Regions from separate parts of the Homo sapiens genome. Here region 2 is linked to region 1. A link is an interaction called in ENCODE POLR2A ChIA-PET data of the cell type or tissue named here. Cell type or tissue: MCF 10A. All regions are shown on one strand. Links, peaks and the distances in the headings refer to the core of each region. The heading gives the core; the rest is flanking DNA.

Region 1 (16,292 bases), core at 2,622-10,621:
TCCTAATTATTGCATGTATTAGAAACATTTTTATATATTAAAGCATAGGTTTTTAATTATAAGATTTTATGAGATTTACGGTTTATATCATTTTAAGAATCACTTAATATTCAAATTCAAATCACCATGAGAATTCTGGGTAAATTGAGAAAAGTAAAGTTGGATTAAATCCAGGGTTGTATCCTTGGAGAATTCAAAAGGAACCAGGAAGAGCTTGTTCCTAAACTGCGTGAGTTCTGTGTTGGTTGCTTGAGAGAGATTGCCTAGGGCTTGCTTCCTCTCTCAGCTAAAGTGATTGGGATTTGGCAGTCAGGGTGCTTTTGTTTTTAGGGTACCCTGAGCCCTCTCCTAGCCAGCCCACATTTGTGAGCACTCGGTAAACACAGAGCAGGAGGGAATTACAGTGAATGGGGATTTCCCTCAGTGCTGCCCACTGGCTGCTCTTGAACTGACAGGCTTCTTTCTCATTCTAAACTCACCAGCAGTGGAGCAGTAAACCCGGCCACGGTCAGGCATGGCACATGTCCTGCAATGATGGGGACTGGACCTGTTGCCTTAAACTCACGCCTGCTTTGTTTTTCCAGGTCTATAAGGGAGAATTCCAACTACCTGACTTTCTTAAAGAAAAACCACAGGTACTGTGTCTGCTTTTTCCTCCTGATGTATACTAGATTGGCTCTTGCATTGAAGTAATATTTTTAAAGAGATAATGAAATTAAAAAGACAGAAACAAGAAAACCAAAAAGAAAAGAAGAAAAGGGATAGTGATATGTGCTGGGGAAGAAAGATCAGCGTCTGGGACTTGTTGATTTTAACAATAATTTAACACAGTCTTAATTTCAGAGAGCTCAGTGTCTCCCAAAACCAGGGAAATACTTTATTGATAACCAAATTCTGATTGCTTGAGGTCCTGCACAAGCCGCCCAGTGGGTAAAGCTGCTCCAGCGTTCCAGTGCCTAATTTGAAATAAAAATGTTCAGCGACCCTCTCTGTTCCTACTCTGTGTACTGTACATCCTTGCCCCTTTGACTTTTCTCATTTGGAGCCCAGATGACTTATATATACACATAGTCACTGGCCCCTGGGAAGGACAGTGAGAGTTTGAAGGATTAAAGCCAGCATGGTGGCTCATGCCTGTAATCCCAGCAATTTGTGAGACCGAGGTTGGCAGATCACTTGAAGTCGGGAGTTCAAGACCAGCATGGCCAACATGGTGAAACCTCATCTCTACTGAAAATATAAAAATTAGCCGAGTATTGCAGAATTTGCCTGTAATCCCAGCTACTTGGGAGGCTGAGGGAGAATCACATGAACCGGGAGGTGGAGGTTGCTGAGCCAAGATTACACCACTGCACTACAGCCTGTGTGACAGAACAAGACTGCCTCAAAAAAAGAAAAAATTAGCTAGGCATGGTGGCGAGGCCTCTGGTCCCAGCTACTTGGGAGGCTGAGGCAGGAGGATCGCTTGAGCCCATGAGGTGGAGGTTGCCATGAGTTTAGATTGTGCCACTGCACTCCAGCCTGGGTGACAGAGTGAGACCCTGTCTCAAAAATAAAAAAAATTAAGCAGATTCAGAGTTTTCCCTGTAACGTCTTCTCTCACTGACTTGCATTCCAATCCTGTTTCCTGGGTTGGAAAGAAACAGGGAGTCTCACGGCTGACATGCCTAGAGGAGCCCGGCATCCTGCCTCTGGGCATCACTGTCATGCCCATATGGAAGTCAGAAAAAATGGACACTCATGGCCTGAGTGCAGCCGACTTCCCTTTCCAGCAAGGCGATGATGCATGTTGCCTCCAGGCTGCTGCTGTCAGTGATTAGCTTGTCAATAGGAAGAGGAGACTCAGTTTTGAACTCAGTTTCTGAAAGCGTTCCAGATAGAGGTTGGTGAAGCAACAGCACCTCAGAGACTTGTGTGAAGTCCAGTTGCCTGATGCAAGCCTGGAGTAAATGGGCTGCCCTCTCTGAGGGAAGCCATGTCTCACACCAGAGTTGAAGCCTCTTCCTTCCTGACCCTTTTCTGAAAACACTTAGCCGCCAGTAATTGATACATATGACTTGAGTGTTTCAAAGTACTTTCAAGGCATATTCTTATTCACATATATTTACTATTCATCCATTCATTCACTTATTCACCAATTGTTTACCCAGTGTCTACTATGGTGAGGAATTAGAGTAAGTCCTCAGGAGTCACGGGGGAAAGAAAGACCTCAAGGAGCTCCTGATTTATCCAGAAGAATCCGACCACCTCGTGCAGACAAGGGGACACAGAGCTCTGGGCCCAGGCTGGGCATGATGTCCCAGAAACCTGGGCAGATTCATGAACAGACTGACACCGGCTGTGGAAATTGGAGCCAGAGAATATTCCAAGAGGCTGTCTTGAAGGAATATAAAATCCAAAAGCGCCCAGGTGCGGTGGTTCACGCCTGTAATCCCAGCACTTTGGGAGGCCCAGGTGGGTGGATTGCCTGAGGTCAGGAGTTCAAGATCTGTTTAGCCAACACAGTGACACCCCGTCTCTACTAAAAATATAAAATAATTAGCAAGACTTGGTGGTGTGCGCCTGTAATCCCAGCCTGGGTGACAGAGCGAGAGTCTGTCTCAAAAAAAAAAAAAAAAAAAAAAAAAAAAATTCCAAAAGCCGGTTTGCATAACAAATCTGAAGAAGTCAAGAAAAGGTATTTGAGACTAAAACTAAAGGGACACTCCTGCTTCACAACATACCTAAAAATATTTCCAAATGGATTGCACACCTAAATGTGAAAGGCAAAATAATGAAAGTTGTTAGAGGATATAGAAGAGCCAGGCATGAGGCTCACGCTTGTAATCCCAGCACTTTGGGAGGCAGGCAGATTGCTTGAGTCCAGGCATTCAAAACCAGCCTGGGAAACATAGCCAAACCTCATCTCTACTAAAAATACAAAAAATTAGCTGGGTGTGGTGCATGCCTGTAGTCCCAGCTACTTGGGAGGCTGAGGTGGGAGGATCACCTGAGCCCCAGAGGTTGAAGCTGCAATGAGCCGAGATCACACCACTGCACTGCAGCCTGGGCAGTCAATCCTGTCTCATAAAAACGAAGAAGATAATAGAGGAACCATCTTTATGACCATAAGAGGACAGGATTTCTTAAGCCCTAAAAAGTACTGATTATTAATTTAAAGGTAGATAATATGAACTACATTATAATTGAGGATGTTTATGTAATAAAAATCATGAGAGTAAAATAGTGAGCCTAAGTAGGAGAATATATTTGAAACAAAGGACTTATCTGGAGCCGAGTGCAGTGACTCACACCTGTAATCCCAGCACTTTGGGAGGCCAAGGCGGCTGGATCACGAGGGCAGGAGTTTTAGACCAGCCTGGCCAACATAGTGAAACCCCATCTCTACTAAAAATACAAAAAAAAAAATTAGCTGGGCGTGTTGGGCACCTGTAATCCCAGCTACTTGGGAGGGTGAGGCAGGACAATCGCTTGAACTCAGGAGGCAGAGGTTGAAGTGAGCTGAGAACGTGCCACTGCACTCCAGCCTGGGAAAGATTGCGAGACTCCCTCTCAAAAAAAAAAACAAAAAACAAACAAACAAAAAACTCATCTGTGGAATATAGATCATCATCGTAAGGGAATTTTTTTTTAAATTGGGCAAAAAGCCTGGACAACATAGCAAGACCCTATCTCTATCAAAAAATTAGCTGGGCAGGGCCAGGCGTGGTGGCTCCCACCTGTAATCCCAGCACTTTGGGAGGCTGAGGCGGGCAGATCACTTGAGATTAGGAGTTCAAGACCAGCCTGGCAAACATGGCAAAACTCCATCTCTAAAAACAAGTACCAAAAAAAATTAGCTGGGTGTGGTGGCACACACCTATAATCCCAGCTGCTCCTGAGGCTGAGGCAGGAGAATTGCTTGAACTCAGGAGGCAGAGGTTGCAGTGAACCGAGATTGCGCCACTGCATTCCAACCTGGGTGACAGAGCAAGACTCCATCAAAAAAAAAAAAAAAAAAAAAAAGGCTGAGCGTGGTGGCATACTTGGGAAGCTGAGGCAGGATGATCTGTTAAGCCCAGACAGCTGTGATTGTGCCACTGCACTACAGCCTGGGTTACAGAGGGAAACCTTGTCTATTAAAAAAAGAAACAATCATGCAGAAGTGTGCACACAGAGACACACACACGTAGAAAAGGGCCCATAAGGTCTTCAGTTTAACTTCTAATGAAAATCAGCAGAAACTCATAGAACCTTCAGATTGAATAATTAGCTAGAATGGTTCATAAAACTCGGTAAAGTGTAGTACTTAACAATGACAGTTTTATAAAGGATGCAGATCAGGACCAGCCATAAGATAGAAGTGGGCCCAGGAGGGTCCTGAATGCAGAGCTTCTGTGCCTCCTCCCTATGAAAGCAGGGCACGTCACCCTCCCGGCACACCCATGTGTTCACCAACCGGGAAGTGCCACTGAACTTCCACACCCAGCATTTTTATTGGGGTTTATTTATGCAGGCAAGATTGATCAAATCGTTGGTCATGTGTTAGAACTCAATCTCCAGCCAACCTCCCCTCCCCAGAGTTGACGTGGGCTCCAAGCCCCAGCCCCTGATCCCATGGTTGGTCTTTGTGGTGAGCAGCCCCATCCTGAATCATCTCATAACATAAATCCAGATGTGATCCAAGGGCATCAGAAATAACAAAGACACTCTTGTTACCCAGGAAATTCCAAGGATTCGGCATTTCCCTCCCAGGAACCAGGGGGAAAGGCCAGTCAGATTCTTGAGCATACCACAGTAGTGCACTGAGTTCATCTGAAAGTGAACAGAGCCTGCGGGCCACCCCTCATGTTTCAGTGGGGACGGTCACTTCTCATGCTGACCAACTTCAAGGACATTAAAACATCTTTTCTTTCCTTCAACAGACTGAGCAAGTGGAGTAGCAGAACCAGGAGCCTCTTCCATACATGAGGTGAGGGTTGGGGGACATTGCCAGGTCTTTCTGTTTCCCACTCGGGCTCTTGCAGGGGGCTGGGTGGCCAAGGTGGAGAGCACAGCTCTGGAGTCCGTCTGCCAGGGTTGGAATCCTGCCTCTTCACTTTCTGTGTGGAAGCAAGCACATTACTTCACCTCTCTGTGTCTTCATTTATTCATCTATGAAATGAGGATAATATTAACAAGAGCATGGTGGTGAGAATTAATCATCATCCAAGAGCCTGGCTCATAATAAGCGCACAATAGTATTGTTATTTTCATTATGAACCATGAAATATTTCAGCTGAAAGGGACCTGGAGGCCATCAAGCCCAACTCCCTGTTTACTGATAAGGAAGCTGGTCCCAGAGGGAGCAGGTCGTTTGTCAGGACCATAGTCCATAGGCAAGGAAACCCAGAACTCAAGAGTGGCTGTTTACTTCTGGTTACCTGTTCAGCCAGGGCCCCAGCCACCCATCCCCACCTCCAGTGGCTTTCTTCGTGTGCTGGACTTGCAGATGTTTTTGCCCTACTGCAATTTTTGTTTGTTTGTTTGTTTCTTGGTTGGTTTTTCAAGTTTGCCCTTGCTTGTTTTAATGTATTATGGATGGCTTATGTGAGTAACCTATATTGTCTCATTGGACTAAGTGCTACATTGTAGACAAGGCCAGCCTTGCCTTCTCAGCCCTTTTTCTATCTGAGTATGTGGCCCTCATCAGGCACATGTCCAGGGACACCAGCTCATGAGTGGCAAAGCTGGTTTCTCAGCCCAGATCTCCAGGTGCAGCTGCTCAGAGTTCATACCCTTGTCCCAGACTTTCAGTCTCTGCTTATCCACCCAAACTTTCTTAAGATCAGTTTTGCTCCAAATGATGTGGCAAAGCCTTTGATCAGTTGTAACTTGAACAGCCTTTTCAAAAAATCTGATATTGGCTGGGCATGGTGGCTCATGCCTGTAATCCCAGCACTTTGGGAGGCCAAGGTGGGCAGATCACAAGGTCAGGAGTTCGAGACCAGCCTGGCCAACATAGTGAAACCTCGTCTCTACTAAAAATACAAAAATTAGCTGGGTGTGGTGGCAGGGACCTGTAATCCCAGCTACTTGGGAGGCTGAGGCAGGAGAATCACTTGAACCCAAGAGGTGGATGTTACAGTAAGCCGAAATCGTGCCATTGCACTCCAGCCTGGGTGACAAGAGAGAGACTTCGTCTCAAAAAAAAAAAATTGGCTGGGCGTGGTGGTGGGCACTTATAGTCCCAGCTACTCGGGAGGCTGAAGGAAGAGAATTGCTTGAAGCCAGGAGGCAGAGAGGTTGCAGTGAGCCGAGATTGCAGCACTGCACTCTAGCCTGGGTGACAGAGCGAGACTTCGTCTCAAAAATAAATAAATAAATAAATAAAAATAAAATCTGATATTGATAGTGATTTTTTCTCATAGTTTACTTGCTGACCTTTGTTTTTTTTTTTTATATAATGTTTTTATTTTTACTTTATATAATGATGTATTGTGCATACTCCATACCAGGCATAAAATACCAAGGATTTTATTTGCATATATATAAGATGATATATATATAACAGATACGCTAAATTATATATACATCTATATATAAAATTGTATTCAGTTCTCAAACCACTCTGGCAAGCTGGTAGTATTCCTGTTTTGCTAGTGAGAAAACAGGTTGAATGTGACTTGCGGTGCGTTGATGGATTATAGACATAAGAAGCACATGGACGCTGGTCCGTCATGTCAAAATCCCAGATGGCAGCAAGCTGCTAATATTGACAGGTTCTAGGATTCAGGTTTCCTTTTTGCTGAGGAGCAAATGCTGAATGTTAGTCTTATGCCCTGTGGGTCTGCATATTTAACAGCAGTTATCAGGCCTTGGCTAATTTTGTTTATACAAAATGCTTTCAAACTTCATAGGTAATCTCCCTGCCCGCCCCACCAAACACACACAAGGCCTCATTTCTTTACCAGCGTGTTGTAGGATGGACCGCATCAGCAGTTGCCTCTGCAGCATTTCACCCTGGCTTGTGTGTGGAGGTTGGGAGGGGCCAACCTGTGCTGAGGAGGACTCAGGAGAACTGGGGACACAGCAAAGCCCTTAGGATGGATACTATCTTTCTTATCTTTTGGGTCCCTTTGGCATTTCAATAACAGTATCTGTGTTCTCTGGAGCTTCCTTTAAAGAACCTTAGGATCCATTTCTTCACGTGAGGAGGAATCAGGGTGCTGACCCCTGGACACTTAAAGAACCTTAGGACCCATTTCTTCACATGAGGAGGAATCAGGGTGCTGACCCCTGGGACACTTAAAGAACCTTAGGACCCATTTCTTCACATGAGGAGGAATCAGGGTCTTGACCCCTGGACACTTAACCTTAGGACCCATTTCTTCACATGAGGAGGAATCAGGGTGCTGCCCCCTGGACACTTAAAGAACCTTAGGACCCATTTCTTCACATGAGGAATCAGGGTGCTGCCCCCTGGACACTTAAAGAACCTTAGGACCCATTTCTTCACATGAGGAGGAATCAGGGTGCTGCCCCCTGGACACTTGAAGAACCTTAGGACCCATTTCTTCACATAAGGAGGAATCAGGGTCTTGACCCCTGGACACTTTAAGAACCTTAGGACCCATTTCTTCACACGAGGAATCATGGTGCTGACCCCTGGACATCTGGTGCCCCTGACAGTGCCCCCACAGTAGCAACAATAGCAGATGACAGTCAGTTATTTAGAAATGGGCAGGAGCAGCCCTGGTTTTGGCCATCTGCTTGCTTTGCACCCAGCAGCTACTTGCATGCATCTGAAAGCACCAGAGTGAGGGTGTGTGTGCCTCCCAGGCAGTCTTCCTGAGGCAGCTGTTCTCAACATCCATCCTCCTGGCCCCTGATCTGCAGGAACCTCCCCAACCGCCTGGCTTGTCTAGGCCTGTAGCTGGGAAGGAAGAGACGAAGACACAGGGAGAACACACCGGGACTCCACACCTGTAACCACATTCTGTTTGTTCGCCCTAGGAAAGATTGCTGCCTTTTCAGCAGAAGGGAAATTCCTAGGATTGGCTGTCCCCTGCCAAGCTTGGTGGAGCGTCTGCACCTTGGCTGCGCCGCCTGTGCATTTGCCAGTTTCCTCCCACTGAGAGGATGGAGGTGTCCGCACAGCTTTGGGCCTCGTGAGGGATCTGCCTCCTGAGCAAAGAGCTCTTGATCCCGATTTCATGCACAGCCCTGCAGTAAGGAGCCCAGAAGGAACATGTGTTTCCTGTTAAAACTCCTCTTGTTCTCTTTTCTTACATTATGACGTTTGTTTTCAAGGAGAGGGTTTAAAAATGGGATCCTGTAAGCAGACTTGGGCAGTCTCCTTTTGAAATAGGTTGTCTGTACATGTTCTAATGTTTTGTAGAACACGTGTGCCTGTTTAAGTGTATTGATGTGAATAATATTAAATATCCTAATTATTTAATTCATTGTATTGTTTCTGAGAAGTTGGGAAATTACCATTATACATTTACAACCTAATGACTTTTGTATTTTATTTTTCAAAATAAAAGCTTTCAATGTGAAGCATTCTGGTAGTTACATGTTTTCATTAATGTGATTTCAGAGAAGCACAGACCTTATCAGATGCTGATGTGATAAACCAAAGTTTCCTTGGTTGGCTGTATTGTAGATACTCCCCTGGAGCCATCACCTTTTTTTGGAGGGGGGTGGTGGGTAGAGGCAGGGTCTCGCTACATTCCCCAGCCTGGGCTCAAACGATCCTTCTGCCTCAGCCTCCCAAAGTACTAAAATTACAGGTGTGAGCCACGGTGCTTGGCCTGCATTATCATTTTGTAGTGAAGTTTTCTTTTTATTTCAAGAGAGAACCTATTGCCATCCACTTTGAGAATCCTGTTCTATTTCATGCTTGCAGACTGTATTTAAGGACATGGAAGTTACTATTTCCACTTGTTTTCTAGAAGCCTTTGTTATGAAACCCAGGATGTCCAGATAGTAGTAATAATTCCCATATTGAGTGTGTTCACATATGTGCCAGCCATGAAAAGGGTATATAACATGTTATCCCATCTCTGCCCCAAAACTTGTACCTATCCATTTAGGTCATATCCATATCAGTAACTGCAGTATTTTCTACTGTCACTTGAGCCAGAAACTGAAGAGTCACACTTGATTTCACCCTTTTCCTCCCTCTTTCCATTCGCATCCAAGATCTTTGATCCTACCTTCAACGTATTTTTTGGATCACAGCAGAATAAGAGTTTTTAGAATGCACATCTGGACAGGAGCCTCCCCGCCTGAAACATTTCAGTGGCTTCCATTTCACTTAAAAGAGTCCAGACTCCTGTCAGGGCCGGCAGGGTCCTCCTCTCCATCTCATCGCAGGCCTCTCTCCCAACCTCACCGCTTGTGCTCTAGAAGTATCTTTATTTTCAGAACATAGCAAGTTCTTCCTGTCTCTACATATCTCCTCTCTCTGGAATGTTCTTCCCTTTGGCTATTTAAGATGAAGTTTTGCTCTGTCACCCAGCTGGCCTGCAGTAGCACAATCTCGGCTCACTGCAACCTCCGCCTCCCAGGTTCAAGCAATTTTCCTGCCTTAGCCTCCCGAGTAGCTGAAATTACAGGCATGTGCCACCACGCCCGGCTAATTTTTGTATTTTTAGTAGAGACAGGGTTTCACCATGTTCACCAGGCTGGTCTTAAACTCCCAATCTCAAATGATCCTCCCTCCTCAGCCTCCCAAAGTGCTGGGATTACAGGCGTGAGCCACCACACCCAGCCCCCTTTGTTCTTTGTCTGATAGGCTCCTTCTCAATTCTGTGGTCTCGGTAAGCCTCACTTACTCAGAGGGATTTTCCCTGGCCTCTTAAACTAAAAGGTAATTCTCCCGCTGCTTGCCTTCTTCATGGTCACACTTTGCAGTGTTTCATCTGTTTGTTGCCTTTTTTATTATCTGTCTCCTCCACCAGCCAATAAGTTCCTGGAGTTCCAAGACTATGTTTTTTCTTGTCTGTTGTACTTTTGGCACCTAGCAAACTGGCACTTTCTAGAAACCAAGTAAGGCCGGTCGCAGTGGCTAATGCCTGTAATCCCAGCACTTTGGGAGGCCGAGGTGGGCGGACCACAAGGTCAGGAGATGGAGACCATCCTGGCTACCACGGTGAAACCCTGTCTCTACTAAAAATACAAAAAATCAGCTGGGTGTGGTGGCGGGTGCCTGTAGTCCCAGCTACTTGGGAGGCTGAGGCAGGAGAATGGCATGAACCTGGGAGGCGGAGGTTGCAGTGAGCCGAGATCACACCACTGCACTCCAGCCTGGGTGATAGAGCGAGACTCCGTCTAAAAAAAAGAAAAGAAAAGAAAAGAAACCAAGTAAAATACTTGGTGAATTACTAATCCTCCAAAGAGCCTTCTGACATACATACTGTTTTACAGATCAGGAAACAGGCTCAACTAGGTCAGGTCACTTACACAAGGCCCCCCACCTAGTGCCACAGGTGACTTGGCATGTAGCTGGGCCCAGGCACAAGCCTGACTCTAATGTCCTCTGCAGTCCACTTCCCTAGCCCTGTCCCTTTCCATTTAAAATGAATATGTCCAGCCTGGGCAACATAAGGAGACCCTGTCTCTACAAAAAAAATTTTTTTAATTAGCCAGGCATGGTGTGCACCTGTAATCCCAGTTACTCGGGAGGTTGAGGCAGGAGAATTGCTTGAACCTGGGTGGCGGAGGTTGCAGTGAGCCAAGATCATGCTACTGCACTCCAGCCTGGGCGACGAGGGAGAATCTCTCAAAAAAAAAAAAAAAAAATTAAAAATACTGCTGTCAGATCAATCTTGTGTTTAACACTGTTTTAAGTCACTCATTTGCTCCAAAACCTTTAATTCTCCAATGCCTAACATTACATCTAAATGTCTAAGCTGGCCAGGCATGGTGGCTCACACCTGTAATCCCAGCACTTTGGGAGGCCAAGAAGGGTGGATCACCTGATATCAGGGGTTGGAGACCAGCCTGGCCAACATGGTGAAACTCCATCTCCAATAAAAATACAAAAATTAGCCAGGTGTGGTGGCACACACATGTAATCCCAGCTACTCGGGAGGCTGAGGCAGGAGAATCACTTGAACCTGGGAGGCGGAGGTTGTGGTGAGCCAAGATAGCACCATTGCACTCCAGCCTTGGTGACAGAGTGAGACTCCATCTAAAAAAATTAATAATAAATGTCTAAGCTATTCTGCTGCCACAATGTGGCCTTACTGCTCCCTGATATACGGTGCCTTTCTCCTCCCTTGTTTCATTCTCTTCACTTTCTTCTTCCAGATGCTCGTACACCCAGTCCCCCTACCTGGGAAATCACAACCTCATTAAGAGCTCAGCTATCTTAAGTCCTATTTCCTCATGAAGTCTAACTCAACTGCTGCAACTTCCGAGTAGCAATTAAATCAGCTCCAGCATAACCTCTTTTTTCCCTTGTCTCCTGTGTTAGTATTATGTCACTAACTTTGTGGGGACAAGGTCATATAACACTCTAGAGCATATCAGAATGACAGAACATCTTCAGCTATAACCTACCTAGATACCAATATTTGCCCCCAAGGCAATGTTTGATTTTTATTCCCCATTATGAGAAACAAACTCACCCCTCCAAACCCAAAGAATGGACTCAGAGACCTGGAGAACAGCGAAAGTGAGACTTTTAATGATGCTCTTGTAATATTGGGTGTCTGGCAGCAGGCACACCCAGCACAGTTTCAACAAGCAATTTATCCCCTAGTGCACAGGTGCCTCCCCCAGTTCCTCATGGGCTGTGTATTATGGGGTCACAATCTTCCCGGACATTGCCTATTGGTCGTTGGGTAGGGGCTTCGGGTGTTTTCTTTAGGGTTGTCCTGCTGCGTTTTGTTGCAGCCCACAATGCATTGCAATCCTAGTTAGCTCAGGGGCTCTTCAGGTATTTGACTTATGACTTAAGTAGCTGGGGCAGGCTGATAAGAACAGGCAACACGAGCTATTTTGCAGCTAGTAAACTTTCATCTTAGACTAAACTTCTTTGGTTCAGGTGAGGGTAACTAAGGGGGTTGGGGGGGGGTGACAAGCAGGCATTGGCTGTCCAAGCAGGAGCCTACTGTATCCTGTTTTCTTCTGTAGTCTACTGACCTAAGTTGATTTAAGGCACTTTGTCTTGGAAATGGACCACTGTATACATTTCCTTCACCCAGCTAAGTTTTAAATTTTTTTTGTAGAGGTGGGGTCTCACTCTGTTGCCCAAGCTGCTCTTGAACTCTTGGCCTCAAGTGGTCCTCCTGCCTCAGCCTCCCAGAGTGCTTGGATTACAGGCATGAGCCACCTGTTCGGCCATCATTGTTTAAACAAAAAAGTTTAGAGGACTCCCAACTAGGAACTATTGCAATAATCTGGGCCAGATATTATTCTAGCTGGGTTGAAACAATGACCAAAATAAAAAGGAGGAAGATGGGGAAAGGCTGGGAGGTGTACAACCGACAGGACTTGCAAGTAAGCAGATCTGGTGGCAAAGGTCAGAGAAAACCAAAGAAGACTCCCAGGTCTCCAGGTGATGAGGCTAGACATGGTACATGGTAGTGCTGGCAGACAGAGTGGGAGTGCATACCACTACACAGTTGGCCCACACACTCTGGCTGCAAAGGGCCAGGGACCGTGTGGTCTCCAGCTTGCTGCCTGAATTTGGACAACCCACTCACTCTCACTGCCTGTCTTCACAATTTGAAAATGAAGCTAAAACAAACCCGTCTCTAGCTTGTTTTGTTTTTGTTTTTTTCTGAGATGAAGTCTTCCTCTATCACCCAGGTTGGAGTGCAGTGGTGCAATCTTGGCTTTCTGCAACCTCCGACTCCCAGGTTCTAGCGATTCTCCTGCCTCAGCCTCCCAAGTAGCTGGGATTCAGGTGCCCACCACCATGCCCAGCTAATTTTTTTGTATTTTTTTCAGTAAAGATGGGGTTTCACCATGTTGGCTAGGTTGGTCTCAAACTCGTGACCACAGGTGATCCACCCGCTTCAGCCTCCCAAAGTGTTAGGATTACAGGTGTGAGCTACTGCACCCAGCCTCCAGCTTGTTTTAAGAATCCAGTAACATGATTATGTTTAACAATTGGCTTAGATATTCAGAAGCTGCTGGCTGGGCATGGTAGCTCACGCCTGTAATCCTAGCACTTTGGGAGGCCGAGGCGGGCGGATCACCTGAGGTCAGGAGTTCAAGACCAGCCTGATCAACATGGAGAAACCCCGTCTCTACTAAAAATACAAAATTAGCCGGGCGTAGTGGCACATGCCTGTGATCCCAGCTACGCGGGAGGCTGAGGCAGGAACTTGCGGTGAGCCGAGATTGCGCCATTGCACTCCAGCCTGGGAACAAGAGCTAAACTCCATCTCAAAAAAAAAAAAAAAAGACATTCAGAAGCTGCTGATGTGAACGTTTAATGAATTTGTTTTTTGTTTTGTTGTTTGTTTTTGTTTTTTGAGATGGCGTCTCCCTCTGTCACCCAGGCTGTAGTGCAGTGGTGAGATCTCAGCTCACTGCAACCTCCACCTCCCGGGTTAAAGCAATTCTCTGCCTTAGCCACCCTAGTAGCTGGGATTACAGGTGCCTGCCACCACGCCCAGCTAATTTTTGTATTTTTAGTAGAGGTGGATTTTCACCATCATGGCCCGGCTGGTGTTGAACTCCTGACCTCGTGATCTGCCTGCCTCATCCTCCCAAAGTGCTGGGAGCCACCTCACCCGGCCCGTTGAATGAATTTCATGAGTAAACAAATTAGATCAAAGTAAGTGGATTCCATGAAGCCGAGAATGATGTCTTCTGGATATGCCACCTGGTAACCCCTCCTTCAGCGCACTGTGCCCCTTGACAAACACCATGGGGAGCAGGAACAGAGGAGGTGGGTGGGGAGCACAGGGACAGGCATGGTGACATCCGCTCCTCCCTTACTCCCGTCCCATCCACCCCTTTCTATAATACAATCATTTAACAATGGTTTCCCATGTGTAAAATACTTGCTTCATTCAATCACAGAATAGACACTTGGTATTCAAATTTACTGAGGAAGAAACTGTTTCACATGCCAAGTAGCAACTTGAAAAAATCAACAACCCTTAATTAGTTGTATTATTGAAGTAAAACCAATGTAAGGGATGTAGTGTTTATCCAGGCAAGCCTGGTTGGCTTCTTGGCTTTTTTATCTTCCCCATTTCTTCCTCCTTCTTAAAGTGTAAATTTTATTTTCAAAACTGGGAAAAGAGGAGTTCAAGGTGGGAGGTGGAGGCAGGAGGATGGCTTTAGATCAGGAGTTGAAGACCAGCCTGGTCAATATTGGAAGACCTTGTGTCCAGAAAATTTTTTTTTTTTTACTTAGCTGGGTGTGGTGGTGCATGCCTGTGGTCCCACCCTCTCAGGAGGCTGAGGCAGGAGGATCGCTTGAGCCCAGGAATTTGAAGCTGCAGCAAGCTGTAATCATGCCACTGCATTCCAGCCTGCATGACAGAGCAAGACCCTGTCTAAAAACAACAACAAAAAAGGGCCAGACTCAGTGGCTCACACCTGTAATCCCAGCACTTTGGTAGGCTGAGGCAGGAGGATCTCTTGAGGCCAGGAATTTGAGACTAGCTTGGGCAACATAGTGAGACCGTGTGTGTGTGTGTGTGTGTGTGTGTGTGTGTGTGTGTGTTTAATGAGGTGTTTTGGAACTGCCACTATGTAGACGTCCACTGCTAAAGGGCTGTTTTGGGTCATAACCAAGACACATGGCCTGAGAGCCTGTGATGATTATTTGTGTTTGTGCAAACTCCAGAGCAGCCCAAGCTCCTAGACTAAGTGACACTCCACTCTGTAAGTCTTGAGCAGAATATAAAGAGAGACAGGTCATTGTCTCCAGCATCAAAGGAATGAACCAAGATGTTGATTTTGAAGAGCCAACACTTCCCCAAGAAGCCTCCACAGTGTGACCTCACAGGGCTTACACTGGCACTGAGTGTCAGAATTAAGGCATCTGAGGCTGGGCCACATTCTTGCAGAGGCCTCACTCAAAACATGGCCTGGAGTGATCAAAAGATGTTGATGTGGCAGCTCCTCACCAGATGTCCTGCTCCCACTCTTGCTCCTCCATGTCCAGTCTCTTGACAAGCAGCTGAAATGTTCTTTTTAGTTTTTTTATTTTTTCTTTGAGAAAGAGTCCTGCTCTGTCACCAAGACTTGAGTGCAGTGGCGTGATCTCTGCTCACTGCAACCTCTGCCTCCTGGATTCAAGCAATTCTCATGCCTCAGACTCCCAAGTAGCTGGGATTACAGGTGCATACCACCATGCCCGGCTAATTTTTGTATTTTTTTAGTAGAGATGAGGTTTCACCATGTTGGTCAGGCTGGTCTCTAACTCCTGACCTCAGGCGATCCACCCGCCTCGGCCTCCCAAAGTGCTGGGATTACAGGCATGAGCCACCGCACCCGGCCCCTTGATACTTATTTATTCTAATGACATTTATTGTGTGCCTACTATGTGCCAAGTACTATATTAGGTTCTGAGAATGAACAAGATATGACTCCTACTGTAGGGAGCCTCTGTTGTGATTCGCTGTGAGTTTGGGAGGAGGACATGCAGACAAGGAATTCAATAAATAAGCTGATTTTTGAGTTGTGATATCTGGTTTGAGAGAACCAGGCAGGACGAGGCATTGAAAAGGAGGATGATTCCCCCTTCACAGGATGAGGGAGGATTTCTCTGCAGGGGTGATGTGTGAGCTGAGGTATGAAACATGAGAAAAATCCAGCTATGGCAAGAGGTATGGGAAGTCCATTTCGGGCAGGGGAGAGCATGTGCAAAGGTCTTGAAGAGGGAAACCACTTGGCATTTACAGGAGCAGAAAAGAAGCCCAGATGCCTGATGCACAATGAGCAAGAGGAAAGGAATAGAGGGTGGCAGACAGGGTCCGATCATGCTAGGATTGGTTTGTTTTTTAAGAGACATGGTCTCACTCTGTCACCCAGGCTGGAGTGCAGTGGGGCAATCATAGCTCACTGCAGCCTCAACCTCCTGGGTTCAAGGGATCCTGTCATCTCAGCCTCCCAAGTAGCTGGGACTATAGGCCTGAGCCCCACCATGCCTGGCTAAGTTTTTTTATTGTTATTAGAGATGACAGTCTTGCTATGTTGCCTAGGTGGGTCTCAAACTCCCATACTCAAGTGATCCTCCTATCCTGGCCTCAAAAAACACTGGAATTACAGGTGTGTGCCACCACATCTGGCCAAAATTGGGAATTTCAAAATGCTTTACTTTTAATTTTTGTGGGTACACAGTAGGTGTATAT
Region 2 (16,292 bases), core at 3,904-11,903, 76 kb before region 1:
CCACCTGTACCTGGCCTCAAAATGGATTAAAGGTTTAAATGTAAAACCTGAAACTGTATAACTATCAGAAGAAGACATAAGGGAAAAGCTCTGTGACATTGGTCTGGGCAATGAATTTTTGGATTTGACCTCAAAAGCACTGGCAACAAAAACAAAAATGGTCATATGGGATTATGTCAAACAAAAAAGCTCTGCACAGTAAAGGAAACTATCAACAGAGTGAAGAGACAACCTATAGAATGGGTTGATATATTTGCAAACCATATATCTGATATGGAGTTAATATCCAAAATATATAAGGAACTCAATTCGGCAAGAAAACAAATCTAAAAAAATGGGCAAAGAACCTGATAGACATTTATCAAAAGAAGACATACAAATGGCCAACAGTTATATGAAAAAAATGCTTAGCATCGCTAATCATCAGAGAAATGCAAATTAAAACTACAGTGTACCTCATACCTGTTAGAATGGCTATTATAAAAAAGATAGGCCAGGTGCAGTGGCTCACACCTGTAATCCCTGCACTTTGGGAGGCCGAGGTGGGTGGATCACGAGGTCAGGAGGTCGAGACCATGCTGGCTAACACGGTGAAACCCCATCTCTACTAAAAATACAAAAAATTAGCCAGGTGTGGTGGCGGGTGCCTGTAGTCCCAGCTACTTGGGAGGCTGAGGCAGGAGAATGGCGTGAACCCGGGAGGCAGAGCTTGCAGTAAGCCAAGATTGAGCCACTGCACTCCAGCCTGGGTGACAGAGCGAGACTCCGTCTCAAAGAAAAAATAAAAAAAAATAAAAAAAGATAACAAGTGTTGGCAAAGATGTGGAGAAAAGGGAGACCTATACACTGTTGGTGAGACTGTAACTTGGTACAGCCGTTATGGAAAACAACATGGAGGTTCCTCAAAAAATTGAAAATAGAGCTACCATATGATCCAGCAATCCCACTACCAGGTATGTACCCAAAGGAATTGAAATCAGAATGTGGTAGATATACCTGCACTCACATGTTCATTACAGCACTATTCACAATAGCCAAGATATCAACCCAAGCATCCATTCACAGATGAATGGATAAAAAGAAAATGCGGCATACATACACAATGGAATACTATTTAGCCTTTAAAAGGAGGAAATCTTGTCATTTGCAACATCGTTAATAAACCTGTAGAACATTATTGTAAATGAAATAAGCCAGGCATGGAAAGACAAATACTTGGGATCTTATTTCTATGTAGAACCTAAAAAAGTCAAATTCATAGAAGCAAGAGTAGAATGGTGGTTACCAGGGCCTGGAGGTTAGAGGAGTGGGGATTAGAGATGTTGGATTAAAGGATATAAAATTTCATTTAGACAGGAAAAATAAGTTCAAGAGATGTATACTGTGGTGACTATAGTTAATAACAGTGTATTCTATACTTGAAAATTGCTGAGACTAGATTTTAAATGTTCTCATGACAAAAAAGTGATTATGTGAGGTAATGCACATGTTAATTAGCTTGATTGAGCCATTTCACCATGTATACATATTTTAAAACATGTTATATATTCAGTTTTCATCAGTTTAAAAAACTTAATTTAAAAAAAAAAAGTTTTGATGTTGAAAAGTCTGATCTAATTTTCTTCTCCTATAGGTAATTTGGATACCTATACTTTGCCTAGATACTCAAATATTTTTTCTTTAAAGTGCAATAATTTTAATATGTTTTGTTGGTCATCATATAGCAGATATTCTCAGATATACCATGTGTTCTGTCAATATATAGATTAAAAAAACTTTTTAAAAATAATGTTTTCTTAAATTTTGGTTTTTAGTATTTGCTGTGTTCCCTTTGATTCTCTTCTTCAAAGACTCCTATTTTTCATTAAAGACTTTTTTTGCCTGTTAATATTTTTCACTTTCTTTTGAATTGTTTTATTTCTTCTTAAATTTTAAAAACATTTCATATATATATATATATGTATTTTTTTGAGGCAGAGCCTCACTTTGTCTCCCAGGCTGGAGTGCAGTGGTGTGATCTCGGCTCATTGCAACCTCTGCCTCCTGGGTTCAAGTGATTCTCCTGCGTCAGCCTCTCAAGTAGCTGCGAGTACAGGCATGTGCCATCATGCCTGGCTAATATCTTCTATTTTCAATTAGTTTAAATTGGAAAGCTTTTAAATCTTTGAAGGCATTCTATTTCACTTATAATTTCTTTTAAGATTCTCTTGTATTTATTAACTCTTGTCTTCCTTCTAGTTTAGTTTATTTTTGTAATGATTTTTCCTTCCATTTCTAAATTCCTGAGCTCTATCACCTTATTTCTAATATGATTTATGTATCATTTTCTCAGTGTCTTTTAGCTTGTTTTAAAATAGTAAGTTACAATTTTAATGTTTTGTGGGCATGTCTTTTTTTCTCTATAGGAATGTTCTTCTTCTTCTCTGTTTTCTTTTAACAACTCTTTATGGTATTTGACCAAATACTTTTTTGTCACTCATTTTTACTGAAAAACAGTTTTCTCAAGCTTTTGGGAGGAGGAATAGTTCAAGCTGTCTTTATTAATTTCATAGCTCTCCATCTCCTGTTTTTTGGTTTTGTTCTGGTAAAGCGTTAAATAATATGGTGGCTTGCTTTCTGAGACTTCCTGACTCCATAGCCTCCCCTCGCTTGTATCGGGGCCTTCTCTTTCCTTTGTCTCTGTCACCATTGTAATTAGCCCAATTCTGATTCTCCTCCCAGAAGTTTCTAATTGCGATGTCCTGTCCTGGAAAGGAGCTTTGGCTGGTTGGTTTCAAGTTCATGTTTCCCATCTTTCTCTGGCCCCTTTGAGAACCTACCAGTGGCCCTTATAGTCACTTTTTGGTTTGATGAAACCCTTCCCAATTTCAACTGGTGTTCTCAAATAGATCTGCTCTGATTTTTAGAGTTTGGTTTATGGCTGCTGTGGTGTTTCCCATTCTCAGTTTTCAGATGCGTTGTTGCTTCTTTTTCTTTCACCACATTAACATTCATTCCATGAGGGGATTGTGGTTACTGTTGGTTGTCTCCACGAACTTGTATTTTGGAGTTTGTGAGCTACTTTGTCATCTAGTTTTGTTGTCCATGGTGTTTTAGTTTTGTTATTGGATTACTTTGCATGTTTTTAGGGAATGATTTGGTGAGATGAAAACTATTCAGAATAGTTTTTTCTATTTGGATGATCTCATCAAATCATCCCCTAAATCTATACAAATCAGGAAATCTATTCAAATAGGAAAAACTATTCTGTGATTACTCAGATTCCCTCTCATTTCCAGTGCCTAGTCACTCTGAGTGACTAGGGAGTCATTGCAGGATTTTGAGCAATGGAGTGACATGACCTGACTGGTGTTTTAAAGGCTCTGTCTGGTGATAGACTGAGAATAGACCATAGAAATGTAGAGGAAGAAGTAGGGGGACCTATTAGAAGAATGTTGCAGAAATAGGCTGGGTGGATCACTTGAGGTCAGGAGTTTGAGACCAGCCTGGCCAACATGGCGAAACCCTGTCTCTACTAAAAATACAAAAATTAGCTGGGTGTGGTAGTGGGTGCCTGTAATCCCAGCTACTCAGGAGGCTGAGGCTGGAGAATTGCTTGAGCCCATGAGGTGGACGTTGCAGTGTGCTGAGATTGTGCCACTGCACTCCAGCCTGGGCAACAAGAATGTGACTCCATCTCAAAAAAAAAAAAAAAAAAAAAAAAAAAAATTGCAGAAATCCAGGTGAGAGATGTTTGCTTGGACTTGGGGAGCAGCAGTGGAGTTAATGAGAAGTGGCCAGATTTGCATATATTTTGAGGTATAGTTGATAAGATTTCCTGATGGATTTGATGTGAAGTATGAGAGAATGTAGTTGAAAAATAACTCTGGTTTTGTCCTGAGCAACTGTAAGAATGGAGTTGCTTTTAACTGAGATTAGAAGGCTGAGGCTGCCGTGCGGGTAAGGTAGACTTTAGGGGTGACATAAAGAGCTCAGTTTGGACTATGTTGAGCTTGAGATAGTTATTAGACTTCTGAGTGAAGATACTCTTCGTGATTCTGCGAGTCCCATGACAGCATGAGGTAAAAAAAGAAAGACATTGGGCCGGGCGCAGTGGCTCACGCCTGTAATCCCAGCACTTTGGGAGGTCGAGGTGGGCGGATCACGAGGTCAGGAGATTGAGACCATCCTAGCTAACACGGTGAAACCCCATTTCTACTAAATATACAAAAAAGTAGCTGGGCTTGGTGGCGGGCGCCTGTAGTCCCAGCTACTGGGAGGCTGAGGCAGGAGAATGGCGTGAACCTGGGAGGCGGAGCTTGCAGGGAGCCGAGATCGCACCACTGCACTCCAGCCCACTGCACTCCAGCCTGGGTGGCAGAACGAGATTCCGTCTCAAAAAAAAAAAAAGTTTATCATAGAAAATTGGAAAATATGGATAAGTTAGGTAAGAAAATAAAAATCATGCTGCATTGTAAACATTCTGATATGATTCTAAACATACATATAACATGCATTTAGAACACATCGCTTTTTTCTTTCCAACTTTTAGGTTCAGGGAGTACATGCACAGGTTTGCTACCGGTAAATTGTCTGTCACGGGGGTTTGGTGTACAGATTGTTTCATCACCCAGGTAATAAGCATAGTACTCTATGGGTAGTTTTTCGATCCTCACCTTCCTCCCACCCTCGACCCTTAAGTAGGCCCAAGCGTCTGTTGTTCCCCTTTGTATCTATGTGTGCTCAGTGCTTAGCTAGCACTTATAAGTGAGAACATGCAGTATTTGGTTTTCTGTTCATGTATTAATTCGCTTAGGATAATGGCCTCCAACTCCATCCATGTTGCTGCAAAGGACACTATTTCATTTTTTTATAGCTGTGTAGTATTCCATGGTGTATATCTACCACATTTTCATCATCCAGTCCACTGTTGTGGGCATTTAGGTTGGTTCCATGTCTTAGCTATTGTGAACAGTGTTGCGATGAACATACAGTTACATGTGTCTTTATAGTAGAACGATTTATATTCCTGTGGGTATATATCCAGTAAGGGGGTTACTGGGTCTAATGGTAGTTCTGAGTTCTTTGAGAAATCTTCGAACTGCTGTCCACAGTGGCTAAACTAATTTACATTCCCACCAGCAGATATAAGCATACTCTTTTCTTTGTTTTGTTTTGTTTTAAAACTAAAGCTTATTCTGGCCAATTTACTCTACTATTTTCTAATAACAGCTCATAGATCAGAAACGGTCTTTGTTTTAAACTTTCCTATCCATATGAAACACAATGATGTTGGGGTAAGAGGGGCCTTTTCTCTAAATGAAAATACAATACTTATTCTGTATAATTCTAGAGGGCCCAGAGATGTGGAAATAATGTATTTGTAAGAATTATATTAAACAATCTTTATTTGATAAATAGTACCTTACAATCCTAATGCTATCTATCAAGCTTCAGTAAGAGCAATTTCAGCATCAAGTAATGAACAGTAGCTAAACTGACAAGAGATCAATCAAAAGGGCTTTAAATGGAGCAGCACCAGCTGATGTGCTGCTAAGGCTCTGGGCATTCAGGACTCTCCTATGGGGAAAACGGAATCAAACCAGCAGGTGCTCTGGACCTAAGCCTTCACATCGTGACCTGCCTCCCTCCTGGGGGTGTGGTGGCCCACAGTCCCCCTGGCATTTCTCGGCCCTTGTGGGCTGCAGACGGAAATCCTGGCACCAAAGGACAGCTTGGGAAAGGCTGAAACTTGACCTCACAGTCAGCTGGCTTCTGCCTATTGTGGTCATTTTCTTTCCAGAGCACCTAGAGCACTCGCACAGTGGACGTGGAAGCCACCCAGCATTCTTGGGCTGTTTTCTCATAGAAGAGGACCTTCCTCTAAGCATTGGAAGCGTCTTTCTCCAATTCCTGGGCCAGATCTTGGGCCATCTTCTTGTAGGTCATGGGTCTGACACACATGGTTCAAGTTTTCGTGGCTATTGTGAATGGGATTGTGTTTTTGATTTAGCTCTCAGCTCGGATATTGTTGGTGTATGGAAATGCTATTTTTGTACAATGATTTTGTATCCTGAAACTTTACTGAAGTTGTTTATCAGATCTAGAAGCTTTTGGGCAGAGACTGTGGGGTTTTCTAGGTATAAAGTCATATCGTCTGCAAATATGGAAGATAGTTGACTTCCACTCTTCCTGGATGCCTTTATTTTTCTTACTACTCTATCTAGGACTTCCAGTACTGTGTTGAGTAGGAGTGGTGAGAGAGGGCATCCTGGTCTTATTCTGGTTCTCAATGGGAATACTTCCAGTATGGTATGCTTCCAGCAGCACATCAACTGGTGCTGCTCCCTTTAAAGCACTTTTGATTGATTTCTTGTTAGTTTAGCTATTGTTCATTACTTGATGCTGAAATTGCTCTTATTGAAGTTTGATAGATAGCATTAGAATTGTAAGGTACTATTTATCAAATAAAGATTGTTTAATATAATTCTTACAAATACATAATTTCCACATCTGTGGGCCCTCCAGAACATTTCAGCATGTTCTGGATGTTGGCTGTGGGTTTGTCATAGATATCACTTATTGTTTTGAGGTATGTTCCTTCGATGCCTAGCTTGTTGAGAGTTTTTAACATGAAGGGATGCTGAATTTTATTGAAAGCATTTTCTGTGTCTATCGAGATGATCATGTAGTTTTTGTCTTTAGTTCTGTTTATGTGATGAATCACATTTATTGGTTTGTGTATGTTGAACCCACCTTGCATCCCAGGGATAAAGCCTACTTGATTGTGGTGGATTAGCTTTTGATGTGCTTCTAGTCTCTGTTTCCTAGTATTTTTGTTGAGGATTTTTGCATCTGTGTTCATCAGGGATATTGGCCTGAAGTTTTCTTTTTTTGTTGTATCTCTGATAGGTTTTGGTGTCAGAATGATGCTGACCTCATAGAATAAGTTGGCAAGGAGTCCCTCTTCCTGAATTTTTGGGAATAGTTTCAGTAGGTTTGGTACAAGGTCTTCTTTATACATCTGATAGAGTTTGGTTATGAATCCCTCCTGTCTAGGGCTTTTTCTGGTTGGTAGGTTTTTTAGTACTAATTCAATTTAGGAACTCATTATTGGTCTGTAGAACACATTTTCACAAAGTTGAATTTCTATTGTATATACATTTTAAAATCTTCTTTCACAAGACATGACCTGAGCATTTTCTAATAGTGAAAGTCTTTGAAAACATGGTTTTTAATGGTATTTCATTACATGTTTTACTGTAATAAACCTAACCACTTGGATTATGTACTCTTTCACTCATTCCTTTTTGCATATCTGTTCCATCCCCTATGCTTTAATATGGAGGATTTGGTTTCTTGTAGTAGTTGCTGGGTATCATAATTCAGACCTGTGGTTTGGCAGTCAGCCTGGCTGTAGTGTTTAACTGAGTCTCGTGGAAGATCCATGCTTAAAATGAATGTCGTGGAGAATTGTATTCACCTCAGTCATTCAAGACTTTGGCATAGACCCCATTCCTTGAGGAGGAGTTGCCGCCACTGTGACTGCCACAGACGGAAGGAAGCCTGGGCAGTTGGGACTGGGGAGAACTTGCTGAGTCACAGATATCTTGTCTCAGTGTGCATGGGCCGTGTGTATTGAAATGTACCAGTCTGTGAGGCACTATGTTTTGAGGTCTCAGTAAGCTAAAGGGGTGTAGAATGGTATCTAGTTCATACCGTAGTATGCTTTAGATCTAAGTGTTGGTTAATTCTGTAAGGACTGAAGGAATAGGGGAGATTTAATGAGCTCCTTGCAGTCTGCAGGTTATTATCGAGAAAAGAAAATTAGGCTCTCAGTTCCAGGCCCATTTCCCTCTAATCACTGTGTCCTTTTGAACAAAAGTTGGCAAACTTTTTCTGTAAAGGGCCAGATATTTTTAGCTTTGCAGGCCATATGATTTCTGTTGTAAGCATTGAGCTCTTCTGTTATAGAGCAAAAGCAGCCATAGGCAGTACAGGAACAAATGGCCATGGTTATGTTCTAGTAAAACTTTATTTACATAACAGGCAGCAGGCCAGATTGGAGCAATAGTTGTCAACTCCTGCTTTGAAAATGTTTTGGAAACTGTGTCTCCGTCTGTTAGTGGTCATTATCCTCAGTCTCTTAGGATCAGAGTTTTTCTTAGATTACAAAACTGGATCATACAGACCTGACTTCCAGGTCTGCGTTCTCTCCACTACACTTTGCTGCCTCTTAGAAAAACATAAGCTAAATAACTAGAACCCATGGAAAGAGGGAAAAGTGAAGCCCAGAGAGCTGATGCGGGACTAAGAGGCAACTCTGAGAGTTTCAATGTGGAATGTTTGTGTGGCTCCCCAACCAGACCGTGACCTCCTTGAAGATTGGGACTGCATCGTATCTTGTTCTCATTTTCTATTTTATTTTAATGATCTATCCTTTGGGTTGAACGAATGTGTTTCTTGAACCCGATAAGTGCAACACTGAGTAAACACTTGTTTCTTTTCTCCCTTCCATCCTCCCAACTTAGTAGCTTCAATACATTCTTAGCTCTCCTCACTTGCTATTCTCTAACCATACCACGTGGCTGGGCACGGTGGCTCATGCCTGTAGTCCCAGCACTTTGGGAAGCCGAGGTGGGCAGATCACCTGAGGTCAGGAGTTCAAGACCAGCCTGGCCAATGTGGCAAAACCCCACTAAAAATACAAAAATTAACTGGGTATGGTGGTGGCCTGTAATCCCCAGCTACTCAGGAGGCTGAGGCAGGAGAATCGCTTGAACCCAGGAGGCAGAGGTTATAGTGTGCTGAGATTGCGTCACTGCACTCCAGCCTGGGTGACAGAGCAAGAGTCCGTCTCAAAAAACAAAAACAAAAAAAACCCCAGGTTATCTCCATGAATGTGAATATTGATGTGGTCCTTCTGTCAGGAAGACATCACCTGAGACCACACACAGAAAGCCTATTTTTCCTTAGGATACAGTCCTACATCAGGGTTGACAAAGTTTTTTTGTAAGGGTTAGATAGTAAATATTTTAGATTTTGCAAGCCATATGGTCTCTTCCTCAGCTACTCAACTCTGCCGTTGTACTACAAGAGCAGCCATAGACAATCTATACATGAATGAGTGTGGCTGTGTTCCAGTAAACTTTACTTATGGATATTGATACTCAGATTTCACATGATTTTCATGTGTAATGAAATGTGATTATTTTTATTTAAAACATTAAAAATGTAAAAGCCATTTTTTGCTTGCAGGCCAGACAAAAACAGGCAGTGTGAGTCAATTTAATTTAATGTGTGACTCATAGATGCTAACCCTTGCCTTAGCTGCTTAGTAACTTGCCCTAGTCATGTGTTACCCCATGAAAAGAATGGCCTACTTCTGTCATATTGTCTCTAACCTCTGTCATTTCATTTATGATGCTATGTATTATGTGTACCTTTGTCTCTCTTGCTGGATTCTGAGTATCTTGAGAGGTAGGCCATGGCCTAGTCAGTCATCTTTGTATCCTTAATATCAAACCCACATAGTGGGTATTTAAGAAGTGACTGTTGAATTTGAATTTTATGCTTGATATATATAAAATGTCATTTCTGCTGATCTTAAAGAGAAACACTTGACTGATATGCATAGGTTTCCCATGTTCTTCCCCTTGAGAGGCCATAGTTAACTGCATTTGCTGCTAGCGGCTCTTGTAAACTCAGTGGTTATACAGCAAAGCCTTTGCAAAGTCTTTTATTTTAGAGCTCTTTTTCAGACAAGAAATGATTATACTTTTTCTTCAAATCATTTATTCAATCATAATGATAAATATGGCTTTCACTATTCTGATGAAGCAGAGCTACCATCAGTGTGAAATAATAATAGCCGTTGTTTAGTGAGCATCTACTACATTCCAGTCAATTCAGATTTTTTCTCTAGATTTTTGGTGACCTTCTGATTACTATTAATTTACATTTTTTTTATTGTTCTCTACATGTCAAACAAAACAAAGCAACAATATCAAAAACCCACATGCTTTTTCTTCATACTGTCTATATTATTGAATGACAGACAAACATCTGTCCTTCAAGTCAAATATTAATTAATCATAGACTCCTTTCTCTTTTTCTTCACCCCGCCTTATCTAATTGGCCACTGTCTTAGCTTTTTTTTTTTTTTTTTTTTTTAAAGATGGAGTCTTACCCTGTTGCCTAGTCTGGAGTGCAGTGGTGTGATCTCGGTTCACCGCAACCTCCATCTCCTGGGTTCAAGCAATTCTCCTGCCTCAGCCTCCCAAGTAGCTGGGATTACAGACATGCACCACCACACCTGGCTAATTTTTGTATTTTTAGTAGAGATGGGATTTCGCCATGTTGGCCAGGATGGTCTCGAACTCCTGACCTCAAATAATCCACCCACTTTGGTCTCCCAGTGTCTTAGCAGTTTTAAAAATTATCTTTGGAATTTGTCTCATCTCTATTTCTAATTCATTTAATCTAATTGAAGCCTTAATCATTTCTTTTCTTCCAACATGTTGAGCATCTGTTCTGATTTTCCTGACCCCACTTGCCTCATTCTCCAATTATTCTTCCCATAGTTATCAGCACTGAATGCTAATAATAATACTTTGTTCATATCAGTTGTTATTAAAACTCTTCACTTATTCCTTATTATCTTCAAGGTAAGCCCAGCTTCCCAGTCATGACATACAAGACTCTATGTGTGACCCCAATACTTAACACAGATGTGTTTCAGAATTCAGAATTTTTTGGATTTTAGAAAAGTAATACAGTTTATGCAATACATATATAACATCCTCTGCTCATTCCTGAACACTGATGGGAGTGAATGGCAGGTGCTTTTAATAATTACGCTGAGGTAAATTATGCTAGGTGTAAACTGGACCTGTCCTGGGCAAACGAGGATGTTCTTTACACAGTTTAAGAATGTCAAGCAAAGAACATTAGGGATGAAGCAATACAGGGAGAATAGATAGAGTGAAGGGAGCAGTGGGTTAAGTGGAGTCCTGGAGAAATATTTGAAAAGGGAGAAAGGAATGTGGCTCCTGAGGTAGGAGGGAAACCTGGAGCAGGTAGCCCCACAGAAGCCCAGGGAAGAGGCATTGTTTTTCTATTATTTTGGAAGCAGATCCCCTTTAGGAGACTCCTCATCAGATAATGATTATTCACTAAGAGGTTATATTCTTAATTAAAAGGGCCTTTACCTTTTCTTAGAATACTATGTTTGAATAACTTTTTATGTATTACGATATAAAAGTCTCTTTTAAGCATTTCTGTTTTATAGTCATTTGGCCAAAATCTAATTCAGATCCAGCTTAAATCCAAATGTCATTTGATGCTACATTTTATCCTGAGGTTGCTAGTTATTTAGTCAAATATAGTGAGTATAATCACTACAGGCTTAGAGTAAATTTCCATGTCAAGAGGTAGAACACATTTATTCTGTAATATTGAATCCTGTAATATTGAAAATCAAAAACAGCCCTTTTTTTTCTTCTGTAGAAAATAAGATTTTTAAGGAAGGCAGCAGGAAAATAGAACAAGTGAATATTTTACGTTCTTAGTGGTTTATGGTTGGCAGTTTTCCCCCAACATTTTGTTACGAAAAGTTAAAATGTACAGAAGAATTGAAAGACTTATACCCACCAGCTAGATTGTGCCATTAACATGTTGCTGTATTTACTTTATCACTGTCCATCTCTCTGACCATCTATTTGTCCCTCTTTCCATCCATCAGTCTGTCTTTTTTTTGGTAAGCATTTCAAGTAAGTTGACTGACAATTTTTCTAAGCAGCTGTATCTTTATTTTGTTACTGTTTTTTTCCTGGATGTTGTAATTACAGTGTCAAGACATTTAATAATGCACATGTTTCAGCTAACCCTTTTCCCAATTTCTAGAAATCTGAGATTGCCAATAATCCCTGTCAATCTTAAATTATTTTTTAATTCTGGTAAATAGTGTCAAACCTGATTAGTGCCCTCTTTCTCAATTGTTTTGTAATCCAGACAACTGTTAGTCATTAAAACATAATTTATAGTGGTTTTAAAGCATGATTTTCTAAAAAATTTTAAATAAATATTTATTCATATTATGTTGTTTTCAGAGTGGAGAGATCTACAGACCAAGTAATCAAGCCAGTCAATGTAGGAGCTCTATCAAAATGGGTTGGGAAGATACCGCCAGATGTTTTACAAGACATGGCAGTGATTGCTCCTATGCTTGCCAAGCTTGGATATGACCCATATGCCAACCCACCTAACTACGGAAAACCTGATCCCAAAATTATTGAAAACACTCGAAGGGTAAGTGAGATTTTTTAAAGCAACTGAGAAAACTAGATTTTGAATTTGGGATCTGAATACGTTTTTTTCTTATTTTATTTCTTGCTATTTAATGATCAGAAAAATATATTTTTTTTTTTTTTCATTTATTTTTATTTTATTTTATTTTATTTTTTTTATTATACTCTAAGTTTTAGGGTACATGTGCACATTGTGCAGGTTAGTTACATATGTATACATGTGCCATGCTGGTGCGCTGCACCCACTAATGTGTCATCTAGCATTAGGTATATCTCCCAATACTATCCCTCCCCCCTCCCCCAACCCCACCACAGTCCCCAGAGTGTGATATTCCCCTTCCTGTGTCCATGTGATCTCATTGTTCAATTCCCACCTATGAGTGAGAATATGCGGTGTTTGGTTTTTTGTTCTTGCAATAGTTTACTGAGAATGATGGTTTCCAGTTTCATCCATGTCCCTACAAAGGATATGAACTCATCATTTTTTATGGCTGCATAGTATTCCATGGTGTATATGTGCCACATTTTCTTAATCCAGTCTATCATTGTTGGACATTTGGGTTGGTTCCAAGTCTTTGCTATTGTGAATAGTGCCGCAATAAACATACGTGTGCATGTGTCTTTATAGCAGCATGATTTATACTCATTTGGGTATATACCCAGTAATGGGATGGCTGGGTCAAATGGTATTTCTAGTTCTAGATCCCTGAGGAATCGCCACACTGACTTCCACAATGGTTGAACTAGTTTACAGTCCCACCAACAGTGTAAAAGTGTTCCTATTTCTCCGCATCCTCTCCAGCACCTGTTGTTTCCTGACTTTTTAATGATTGCCATTCTACCTGGTGTGAGATGATATCTCATAGTGGTTTTGATTTGCATTTCTCTGATGGCCAGTGATGATGAGCATTTCTTCATGGTTTTTTGGCTGCATAAATGTCTTCTTTTGAGAAGTGTCTGTTCATGTCCTTCGCCCACTTTTTGATGGGGTTGTTTGTTTTTTTCTTGTAAATTTGTTTGAGTTCATTGTAGATTCTGGATATTAGCCCTTTGTCAGATGAGTAGGATGCGAAAATTTTCTCCCATGTTGTAGGTTGCCTGTTCACTCTGATGGTAGTTTCTTTTGCTGTGCAGAAGCTCTTTAGTTTAATTAGATCCCATTTGTCAATTTTGTCTTTTGTTGCCATTGCTTTTGGTGTTTTGGACATGAAGTCCTTGCCCACGCCTATGTCCTGAATGGTAATGCCTAGGTTTTCTTCTAGGGTTTTTATGGTTTTAGGTTTAACGTTTAAATCTTTAATCCATCTTGAATTGATTTTTGTATAAGGTGTAAGGAAGGGATCCAGTTTCAGCTTTCTACATATGGCTAGCCAGTTTTCCCAGCACCATTTATTAAATAGGGAATCCTTTCCCCATTGCTTGTTTTTCTCAGGTTTGTCAAAGATCAGATAGTTGTAGATATGCGGCATTATTTCTGAGGGCTCTGTTCTGTTCCATTGATCTATATCTCTGTTTTGGTACCAGTACCATGCTGTTTTGGTTACTGTAGCCTTGTAGTATAGTTTGAAGTCAGGTAGTGTGATGCCTCCAGCTTTGTTCTTTTGGCTTAGGATTGACTTGGCAATGCGGGCTCTTTTTTGGTTCCATATGAACTTTAAAGTAGTTTTTTCCAATTCTGTGAAGAAAGTCATTGGTAGCTTGATGGGGATGGCATTGAATCTGTAAATTACCTTGGGCAGTATGGCCATTTTCACGATATTGATTCTTCCTACCCATGAGCATGGAATGTTCTTCCATTTGTTTGTGTCCTCTTTTATTTCCTTGAGCAGTGGTTTGTAGTTCTCCTTGAAGAGGTCCTTCACATCCCTTGTAAGTTGGATTCCTAGGTATTTTATTCTCTTTGAAGCAATTGTGAATGGGAGTTCACCCATGATTTGGCTCTCTGTTTGTCTGTTGTTGGTGTATAAGAATGCTTGTGATTTTTGTACATTGATTTTGTATCCTGAGACTTTGCTGAAGTTGCTTATCAGCTTAAGGAGATTTTGGGCTGAGACGATGGGGTTTTCTAGATAAACAATCATGTCGTCTGCAAACAGGGACAATTTGACTTCCTCTTTTCCTAATTGAATACCCTTTATTTCCTTCTCCTGCCTGATTGCCCTGGCCAGAACTTCCAACACTATGTTGAATAGGAGCAGTGAGAGAGGGCATCCCTGTCTTGTGCCAGTTTTCAAAGGGAATGCTTCCAGTTTTTGCCCATTCAGTATGATATTGGCTGTGGGTTTGTCATAGATAGCTCTTATTATTTTGAGATACGTCCCATCAATACCTAATTTATTGAGAGTTTTTAGCATGAAGGGTTGTTGAATTTTGTCAAAGGCCTTTTCTGCATCTATTGAGATAATCATGTGGTTTTTGTCTTTGGCTCTGTTTATATGCTGGATTACATTTATTGATTTGTGTATATTGAACCAGCCTTGCATCCCAGGGATGAAGCCCACCTGATCATGGTGGATAAGCTTTTTGATGTGCTGCTGGATTCAGTTTGCCAGTATTTTATTGAGGATTTTTGCATCAATGTTCATCAAGGATATTGGTCTAAAATTCTCTTTTTTGGTTGTGTCTCTGCCTGGCTTTGGTATCAGAATGATGCTGGCCTCATAAAATGAGTTAGGGAGGATTCCCTCTTTTTCTATTGATTGGAATAGTTTCAGAAGGAATGGTACCAGTTCCTCCTTGTACCTCTGGTAGAATTCGGCTGTGAATCCATCTGGTCCTGGACTCTTTTTGGTTGGTAAACTATTGATTATTGCCACAATTTCAGAGCCTGTTATTGGTCTATTCAGAGATTCAACTTCTTCCTGGTTTAGTCTTGGGAGAGTGTATGTGTCGAGGAATGTATCCATTTCTTCTAGATTTTCTAGTTTATTTGCGTAGAGGTGTTTGTAGTATTCTCTGATGGTAGTTTGTATTTCTGTGGGATCGGTGGTGATATCCCCTTTATCATTTTTTATTGTGTCTATTTGATTCTTCTCTCTTTTTTTCTTTATTAGTCTTGCTAGCGGTCTATCAATTTTGTTGATCCTTTCAAAAAACCAGCTCCTGGATTCATTGATTTTTTGAAGGGTTTTTTGTGTCTCTATTTCCTTCAGTTCTGCTCTGATTTTAGTTATTTCTTGCCTTCTGCTAGCTTTTGAATGTGTTTGCTCTTGCTTTTCTAGTTCTTTTAATTGTGATGTTAGGGTGTCAATTTTGGATCTTTCCTGCTTTCTCTTGTAGGCATTTAGTGCTATAAATTTCCCTCTACACACTGCTTTGAATGCGTCCCAGAGATTCTGGTATGTGGTGTCTTTGTTCTCGTTGGTTTCAAAGAACATCTTTATTTCTGCCTTCATTTCGTTATGTACCCAGTAGTCATTCAGGAGCAGGTTGTTCAGTTTCCATGTAGTTGAGCGGCTTTGAGTGAGATTCTTAATCCTGAGTTCTAGTTTGATTGCACTGTGGTCTGAGAGACAGTTTGTTATAATTTCTGTTCTTTTACATTTGCTGAGGAGAGCTTTACTTCCAACTATGTGGTCAATTTTGGAATAGGTGTGGTGTGGTGCTGAAAAAAATGTATATTCTGTTGATTTGGGGTGGAGAGTTCTGTAGATGTCTATTAGGTCTGCTTGGTGCAGAGCTGAGTTCAATTCCTGGGTATCCTTGTTGACTTTCTGTCTCGTTGATCTGTCTAATATTGACAGTGGGGTGTTAAAGTCTTCCATTATTAATGTGTGGGAGTCTAAGTCTCTTTGTAGGTCACTGAGGACTTGCTTTATGAATCTGGGTGCTCCTGTATTGGGTGCATAAATATTTAGGATAGTTAGCTCCTCTTGTTGAATTGATCCCTTTACCATTATGTAATGGCCTTCTTTGTCTCTTTTGATCTTTGTTGGTTTAAAGTCTGTTTTATCAGAGACTAGGATTGCAACCCCTGCCTTTTTTTGTTTTCCATTTGCTTGGTAG

What was found. Peaks named below come from ENCODE experiments on the same cell type or tissue, not always from the same donor. Only the 100,000 strongest peaks of a DNase experiment are listed, where the experiment ranks them.
Region 2: POLR2A ChIA-PET joins it to region 1 with 11 read pairs; 3 of 35 experiments call an interaction of 5 or more read pairs at or near these places.

The regions. Positions count from the first base shown.
Region 1 is chr7:66,351,921-66,368,212 of GRCh38, forward strand. TPST1 (tyrosylprotein sulfotransferase 1) reads left to right here. Exons shown (of 6, transcript NM_003596.4): 4 at 585-635; 5 at 4,905-4,951; 6 at 7,975-8,523. The coding sequence ends at 4,922. Among named protein-coding and RNA genes, the nearest start is that of LINC00174, 40 kb to the right of the region's middle. RefSeq lists a silencer at 10,540-10,704. In MCF 10A, for the core only: no CTCF peak of the experiment used is centred there; no DNase peak of the experiment used is centred there.
Region 2 is chr7:66,274,422-66,290,713 of GRCh38, forward strand. TPST1 (tyrosylprotein sulfotransferase 1) reads left to right here. Exons shown (of 6, transcript NM_003596.4): 3 at 12,090-12,288. Among named protein-coding and RNA genes, the nearest start is that of TPST1, 77 kb to the left of the region's middle. In MCF 10A, for the core only: no CTCF peak of the experiment used is centred there; DNase peaks (open chromatin) are centred at 7,480 and 9,300.